Linked DNA regions of Homo sapiens: region 1 is linked to region 2. A link is an interaction called in ENCODE POLR2A ChIA-PET data of the cell type or tissue named here. Cell type or tissue: Caco-2. All regions are shown on one strand. Each heading gives the region's core, and the rest is flanking DNA. Links, peaks and the distances in the headings are about the cores only.

Evidence for each region. Peaks named below come from ENCODE experiments on the same cell type or tissue, not always from the same donor. Only the 100,000 strongest peaks of a DNase experiment are listed, where the experiment ranks them.
Region 1: POLR2A ChIA-PET joins it to region 2 with 7 read pairs; 1 of 35 experiments calls an interaction of 5 or more read pairs at or near these places.

Annotation. Positions count from the first base shown.
Region 1 is chr17:16,914,076-16,918,444 of GRCh38, reverse strand. No RefSeq gene overlaps it. Among named protein-coding and RNA genes, the nearest start is that of TNFRSF13B, 56 kb to the left of the region's middle. In Caco-2, for the core only: CTCF peaks have their summits at 2,103 and 2,303 (motif pointing left); a DNase peak (open chromatin) is centred at 2,294.
Region 2 is chr17:16,744,044-16,748,426 of GRCh38, reverse strand. The region is part of intron 12 of CCDC144A (coiled-coil domain containing 144A); the gene reads right to left. It also overlaps the pseudogene UPF3AP1. Among named protein-coding and RNA genes, the nearest start is that of FAM106C, 43 kb to the left of the region's middle. In Caco-2, for the core only: no CTCF peak of the experiment used is centred there; a DNase peak (open chromatin) is centred at 2,367.

The sequences.
Region 1 (4,369 bases), core at 1-4,000, 170 kb before region 2:
CCTGAGTCAGATCATGCCCCTTCCCCTCAAAACCCTTCCCTACAGCACCCACCCTACTGTGGCAAAGCCAAGGACCTCGAAAAGCACCCAACCCCCCATAATCTTGACCTCCTCCCACCCATCTCCCTTACCCCATTTTTTCCCGCTCTCATTGACTTCTTTGCTGTCCCCACAACTGGCCAGGCTCCCACCTCAGGGCCTGGCTCTGTGCCATCCACTTGCAATGTTCTCAGGGCCCTCCACGCCTTCTGCAGCTCCTTGCTCAATTGGCCCCTTCTCATTGACTCTTCTTGACCTCCCCACTTGAAACTTCAAATCTCCCCAATCCTGCTCCTTGTTCCCCAGGTGCCCTGGGTCTGGAAAATGCTATGTGGGAGTGGATGCTTCTAGAAGCGTACGGGCCAAGGCTCATGGCTGGATAAGCATCTGAGGTGCCACAGCCCAAATGGACATTTCCTGACCTTGTTATATGAATTAAACTTTCAAAAAGTTATTATGATATAACTTACATCTTACAGATGTAAGATGAAGACTTACATCTGCTGTGAGTGCACAGCTCCAAAGACTTACAGATGGAACTCGCCAGCCCCCAGATCATGAAGCAGAACATGCCCAGGCCCTCCCAGCACTGCCCCTGCAACCACGGCCTGACTCTGTAGGCCAGCCTCCTGTGCTTTTTACACAGAGGGAATGATAACCTCCTCAGTTTTTTAAAATGAACTTTTACTTTTACTCTTTGAATGACTTTAAATTTACAGAAAAATTAAACAGATACGATAGAGTTCGCCTGTGCTTTCCATCCAACTCTCCTTAAGAATGACATTTTGCAAACCCCGTCTCTACTAAAAATACAAAAAATTAGCCGGGCGGGGTGGCGGGCGCCTGTAGTCCCAGCTACTCAGGAGGTTGAGGCAGCAGAATGGCAGGAACCTGGCAGGCGGAGCTTGCAGTGAGCTGAGATCACGCCACTGCACTCCAGCTTGGACAACAGAGCGAGACTCCGTCTCAAAAAAAAAAAAAAAGAATGACATTCTGCATAACCCTGGCACATCTGTCAAAACTAGAAATTTAGGCCAGGCATGGTGGCTCATGCCTGTATCCCAGCATTTTGGGAGGCCAAGGTGGGAGGATTATTTGAGGCCAGGAGTTCAAGACCAACCTGGGCAACACAGCGAGACCCCATCTCTACAAAACATACTAAAAAAAAAACCCCAAAACAATACAATCAGCTGGGCATGGTGGTGCGTGCCTGTGGTCCCAACTACTCAGGAGGCTGGGGTGGGAGGATTCCTCGAGCCCAGGAAGTCAAGGCTGCAGTGAGCTACAACTGCACCACTGCACTGAGCTACAACTGCACCACTGCACTGCAGTCCGGGTGACAGAGCAAGACCCGGTCTCAAAAAAACAAAGAGGAAAGGAAAAGGAAAAAGGAAAGGAAAGAAAAGGAAAAAAGAAGCAAACGGAGAATGAGGCATGAGCCTCTCGTGGGATTTATTCCTGCTGTTTACGGCTGGAAACCCAAGGGCAACACTGTCCAGGGAAACACTGAGGCCCAGCTGACGACACGTGCTGGGCTCCAGAGTCTGCACCTTCACCTCAAAGAGGCTTTAGCCTCTCATCTCTCTCCTCTTCTCATCCAGGCTGTCTCTACACCAGCAGCGCTCAACCAAGATGCTTCTGCCCTCACCATCAAGAGACAGGTAGCCGTGCCTGGGGACACTGGGGTTGTCTCAATGACAATGGGGGGGATAGGGAGGTGATCTACTGGCATCTAATGAGTAGAGTCCAGGGATGCTGCCAACCATCCTAGGACGCACAGGACAGCCCCAACACAAAGCTGATGTGCTACTCCATCCCCTTTCACAACTGGACCACTCCTCCCTGGGGTAATTATGAGACTTCGCACAACCACAAGCAAAATCCATTTGTTTCACAAGGAACACACTGGAGACAGCACCCAGTCTGAGAACTCCATGCTACAGAAGGGTTTTGTTTTTGAAAACCGAAACTACAGAATAAATATCCAGAGAGAGAGAGGGAAACTTCACCATATGGGTTCAAATGAGCAACCTGAGTATTCTCGGCTCCTGGTGGAAAGGGAGGTGCTAATCTCAGGGAAGCCCATCTCCTGTGGCACCTGCCACAGCCTGGTTTTGAGCTGCTCCTTCCACTCCTGGCAAAAGAGGAGCAGATACTTGGGGAGGAGCAGATACTTGGGCAGCCCCATGACTAACTGGGCAGCCAAGACCAAGACTCTTATGCACGCAGATGCCCCCTGGTGGCTCCCCCTCCACCAATGCTGGAGGAAGCCGGCCACCGGCAACTGCTCCCAGACTCAGGGGCCTGAACTCCTCCTCTTCTCTCACCTGGCTGGGAACTGTGCCAGCTGAGGGCCTCAGAGCGGGCTGTGATGAGTTTCTGAGCGTCAGAGCCCTCGAATGGGGCTCCCAGCCCTATGCTTTGGCTTCCCCGGCTGTAGGAAACCTGTGGGACACAAGGACAGGTCACTGGATTCAGGATGAGATGAACTGGGTTCCAGTCCTGACGCTGTCCTGACTGGCTGTGTGACCTGGAGCAAGTCACTTAACATCTCTGAACCTCACTCTCCTACCCACTGAAATGAGGAAGTCAATGTGTTGAGCAGGGTTTGGTGAAAATGTTTCTCTCCTGGATCCTGAGTGGTGGTGTCACTGACTACACGTTCTCCGGAAGGGGATTTGGTAACATGAATCTAGAGCAGGGGTCTCAAACTCAGGTGGCCCTGGGAGCCAGGTAGGTGATGTAATAGAGGGAGCGCCCATTAGCACAAGGGCAAGGGCAGCTCTGATTTTTTTTTTTGGAGACAGGATCTTGTTCTGTCACCAAGGTTGGAGTGCAGTGGCATGATCTTTGCTCACTGCAGCCTCTACCTCCTCAGCTGAAGTAATCCTCTCACCTCAGCCTCCCGAGTAGCTGGGACCACAGGCGCAGGCCACCATGTCTGGCTAAGTTTTTGATTTTTTTCTACAGACAAAGTCTCCCTATGCAGCTCTTAAAAAATATTTTTGAGGTAAAATTCACATCAAAATTACCATTTTATTTTTATTTATTTATTTTGAGATGGAGTTTCACTCTTGTTGCCCAGGCTGGAGTGCAATGGCACAATCTTGGCTCACTGCAACCTCCACCTCCTGGGTTCCAGTGATTCTCCTGCCTCAGCCTCCAGAGTAGCTGGGATTACAGGGGCCCGCCACCATGCCCAGCTGCTTTTTTGTATTTTTAATAAAGACAGGGTTTCACCATGTTGGCTAGGCTGGTCTTGAGCTTCTGACCTCAGGCGATCCACCCGCCTTGGCCTCCCAAAGTGCTGGGACTACAGGTCTGCCTGGCCTCGGTACCATTTTTCAAGAGCCTGGCTCTTCCCCATTGAATGATCTTGGCACTTTTGTCAAAAATCAACGAACCTTATATGTGAGGGTTTATTTCTGGACTCTCAATCTGTTCCATTGATTTCCATCTCTCTCCTTATGCCATGACCACACTCTTTTCATTACTGTAGCTTGTAATAAGTTTTGAAACCAGGAAGTGTGAGTCTTTCAACTTTGTCCTCCTTTTTCTTCTTTTTTCTTACTTTACTCATTTTTTAATTTTTGAGACAGGGTCTCAGTCTCACCAAGACTGGAGTGCAGTGGTGCAATCATAGCTCACTACAGCCTCAAAGTCCTGGGGTCAAACCATCCTCCCATCTCCGCCTCCCAATTAGTTGGGACTACAGGCACATGACACACACCTGGCTATTTTTTTTTTTTAATTTAGTTTTTTGTAGAAACCAGTCTCGTTATGTTGCTCTTCTGGTCTCAGACTCCTGGCCTCAAGTAATCCTCCAATCTCAGCCTCCCAAAGTCCTGGTATTACAGGCATGAACCATTATGCCCAGCTTTTTTGTCCCTCTTTTTCAAGATTGTTTTGTTTCTTTGGGATCCCTTGGAATTCCACACCAATTTGGGGATCAGCTTTTCTATTTCTACAAAAAAGGCCATTGAGATTTTGATAGAGATTGCATTGAGTCTGTATTTTGCTTTGGGTGGTATATAGCATTTTAACAATATTAGGTCTTCCAATCCATAAACCTGAGCTGTATTTACAGGCATATAGGCCTTTAATTCTGTTCAGCAATGTTTCATAGTTTTTGTGCACAAGTCTCTCACCTTAAATTTATTCTGAAGAATTTTATCCTTTCGGTTTCTATTGTAGGTGGGTTTGTTTTAATTTTCATTGCTAGTGTATAGAAATAAAACTGATTTCTGCGTGTTGACCTTGTACTCTGCAACTTTGCTGAATTCCTTTATTAGTGCTAGTAGCTTTCTACTGGATTTTAAGAACTGTCTTT
Region 2 (4,383 bases), core at 144-4,143:
GATGCAATTGGTTCAAAGTACACAAATCAATAAATGTGTTTCACCACATAAACAGAATGAAAACTAAAAACCATATGATCAACTCAAAAGATGCAAAAAAGCTTTCAATAACGTCCATCATCCCTTCATGAAAAAAACACCCAACAAATTAGGCATCAAAGAAACAGACCTCAAAATAATAAAGGCCACTCTATAACAAACCCACAGCTAAAACCATACAGAATGGGCAAAAGCTGGAAGTGGGGGCTAAGTGCACTGGCTCATGCTTGTAACCCCAGCATGTTGGGAGGCGAAGACAGGAGAATCACTTGAGGCCAGGAGTCTGAGACCAGGCTGGGCAACACAGTGAGACCTTGTCTCTATAAAATAGTAAAGAAAAAAATTAAAGAAAAAAGAACAAAAACAGTTGGAAGCATTCCCCTTGCCCACTGGAACAAGACAAAGATGCCCACTCTCACCGTATGTATTCAACATAGTACTGGAACTCCTAGCCAGAGCAATCAGGAAAAAGAAAGAAAGAAAAGGCATCCAAAAAGGAAAAGAAGCCAAACTATCTCTCTTTGCTGATGATATGATTCTGTACCTAAAAAACTCTAGAGTTTGCCAATTTATCCTGGAACTGATAAATGACTTCAGTCAGGACACAAAAATCAATGTAAAAATATCCATAGCATTTCTACATACCAATAAAGTTCAAGCTGAGAGACAAATCAAGAATGTAATCCAATTTGTAATAGCCACACACAAAAAAGCAAAATACTTAGGAATGCATCTAACTACAGAGATGAAAGGTGGTTACAAGGAGAACTACAAAACACTGCTGAAAAAAATCATGACACCAAATAGATGACACCAAAAAAATGGCAAAACATTCCATGCTCATGAATTGGAAAAATCAATAGCATTAAAATGGCCATACTGCCCAAAGCAATCTACAGATTCAATACCATTCCTATCAAACTACTAATGTCATTTTTCACAGCATTAGAAAAAACTATTCTAAAATTTCATATGGAACCAGAAAAGAGCCCAAACACCCAGAGCCATCCTAAGCAAAGAGAACCAAGCCTGATGCATCACATTACCCAACTTCAAACTATACTACAGTAAACAAACGCTACACTAAACAAATCAGCACGGTACTGGCACAAAAACAGACACATAGACCAATGGAACAGAACAGAGAGCCCAGAAATAAAGCCACATGCCTACAACCATTGGGTCTTTGACAAAGCCGACACAAATATGCAATGGGGAAAGGACTCCCTATTCAATAAATGGTGCTGGGATGACTGATTATCCATACACAGAAGAATGAAACTTGACCCCTAGCTATCACCACATACAAAAATTAATGAAAGCTGAATTACATTCTTAAAATAAGACCTCTAACTATAAAAATCCTACAAGAAAACCTAAGAAATACACTATTAGAAATCAGCCTCTGAAAATAATTTATGAATAAGCCCTCAAAAGCAATTGCAACAAAAGTCAAAATGAAAAATTGGGACCTAGAGGGGAGGGAGGGGAGGGAGGGGAGGGAGAGAAGGGAGAGAAGGGAGAGGAGGGAGGGGCGGGGGCCGGGCCTCCCAGCGCGGTACGCGGTGCCTTTTGAGCTCCTTGTCCACGCTCCGCCCCGGTGGGAACGGCCGCGCGCTCCCCGCAGGTGGTCATCTGCCGCCTGCCTCCGGGCCTCACCAAGGAGCAGCTGGAGGAGCAGCTGCGCCCGCTGCCAGCACACGACTACTTCGAGTTCTTCGCCGCCGACCTGAGTCTTTATCCTCATCTCTACTCAAGAGCATACATTAATTTTAGGAATCCTGATGACATCCTTCTTTTTAGAGATCGTTTTGATGGATATATCTTCCTTGACAGCAAAGATCCAGAATATAAGAAGTTTTTAGAAACCTACTGTGTGGAGGAAGAGAAGACCAGTGCCAACCCTGAGACTCTGCTGGGGGAGATGGAGGCGAAGACAAGAGAGCTCATTGCTAGAAGAACCACACCTCTTTTGGAATATATTAAAAATAGAAAATTAGAAAAGCAGAGAATTCGAGAAGAGAAGCGAGAAGAACGGAGGAGAGAGTTAGAAAATAAACGTTTGCGGGAAGAGGAAAAAAGAAGAAAAGAAGAAAGATGCAAAAAAAAAAAAAAAGAGAGAGAGAGACAGATAAACAGAAGAAAATTGCAGAGAAAGAAGTAAGGATTAAGCTTCTTAAGAAACCAGAAAAGGGAGAGGAACCAACCACAGAGAAACCAAAAGAAAGAGGAGAGGAGATTGATACTGGAGGTGGCAAGCAGGAATCCTGTGCTCCCGGTGCAGTCGTAAAAGCCAGGCCCGTGGAAGGCTCGCTGAAGGAGCCCCAGGAGACGTCACACAGCGGCAGTGATAAAGAGCACAGGGATGTGGAGAGATCTCAAGAACAAGAATCTGAATCACAAAGACACCATGTGGATGACGGCAGGAGGCACAGAGCTCACCACGAGCCTGACCGGCTTTCCAGAAGGAGTGAGGATGAGCAGAGATGGGGGAAAGGACCTGGCCAAGACAGAGGGAAGAAGGGGAGCCAGGACAGCGGGGCTCCGGGGGAGGCCATGGAGAGACTGGGAAGAGCGCAGAGGTGTGACGACAGTCCAGCACCCAGAAAAGAGCGACTGGCAAACAAGGACCGGCCAGCCTTGCAGCTGTATGATCCAGGAGCTCACTTCCGAGCGCGAGAGTGTGGCGGAAACAGGAGGATCTGCAAGGCAGAAGGTTCGGGGACTGGTCCTGAGAAGAGGGAAGAGGCAGAGTGAGTCACTGCACGCACCTGGCCTCCATGGACGAGCGAGGGCATCCCAGAAACGTGTAAATGACCCCGAGTGTGACTGGGAAGGAGAACTTATTCCTTACCAGGAAACTGGAAGCTAAAAATACAGAGGGTGACATAGAAACACGCAGAAACCATTCTAAAGAAAGTAGTGATCTTGTATTAAATTGAGCAGAATTCTCACAGATTTTACCATTCCTGTTATAAACTAGTATTTGTTGTTTAGCCAAAACAGAAAATGATTTCCACTGGACAGTAGAAAAATATGTGTAAAATAGGGAAGAAAGTTAGTATTGGATCAGTGTGAGTCCTGAAGCACTTTCAGTGCTGTGAGAACGACATCCACTTTGGGTTTCATTCGTTTGTAAGCAGAGGAGCTGTCAGTCACTCGTGCTTCTCGGTGGCCTCTGAGCCATGGTGTCGAGTGAAGAGTAGTTCTTGTTTGTTACAACCTTTGTGAGTCAGCCATGCCTGCAAAGTGTGCTGTGTTTTAGTCCTGGTAGGAATATTTATCAGAGTTCACACTATATAAAACCCAACAGCTTCAACTATTGCCCTTTCAACAGTTTTGCCACTGACCAGATAAAAATGGTTTCAGTCTTTGGATGGATGTGTTTGTGGTTTGTAACCATTACGGTTTAAATCATGATTTAAGAATTTGCCCAAATAACAGAAATTTTGTTCGGGAAGGGATAAACGAGATATAGCACACACAGCCTGTTTTTGAGTTTTAGATACTTTATTTGTAAATAACTTAAAATAGCTTTCTGAAACCGTGCATTCTGTAGTTTCTTCCTTTCAGTGAAATTGCTAAATGTGAATGTATTTTTGGCACTGCGATTTTAACCATTTATTAAGTAAAAATTTTGTTAAAGAAAAAAAAAAAGAAAGAAAAATTGGGACCTAGTTAAACAAAGGAGCTTCTGCATAGGAAAAGGAACCATTCAAGAGACTAAATAGGCAACCTAAACAATGAAAGAATGTATTTACAAGCTATGCATTGAACAAAGTTCTAATATCCAGAACCTATAAGGAACTTAAATCAACAAACAAGAATTTAAAAAAATATATAAAAGCGGGCAAAATACATTAACAGACACTTCTCCAAAAAAGACATAAAAGTGGAGAGCAAACATATGAAAAAATGCTCATCATCACTGATCATCAGAGAAAAGCAAATCAAAGCCACAATGACATACCATCTCACACCAGACATAATGGCTATTACTAGAAAGTCAAAAAATAAGCAACAACAACCCAGATTTTGGCAGAGCTGCTACAGTGAAAAGGGAATTCTAATACACTATTGGAGAAAATGGTAAATTCGTTCAGCCACTGTGGAAAGCAGTTTGGAGGTTTCTCTCACGGAACTAAAAGTAGAACTGCCATTCAACCCAGCAATCCCATTAGTTGGTTAAATATCCACTTCTCACCACCAAAAAATCATTCTACCAAAAAGACACATGCACCCAATGTTCACTGCAGCACTATTCACAACAGCAAAGATATGGAATAAAACCAGAAGCTCATCAATGATGCACTGGATTAAGAAAATGTAGCACATATACAATAT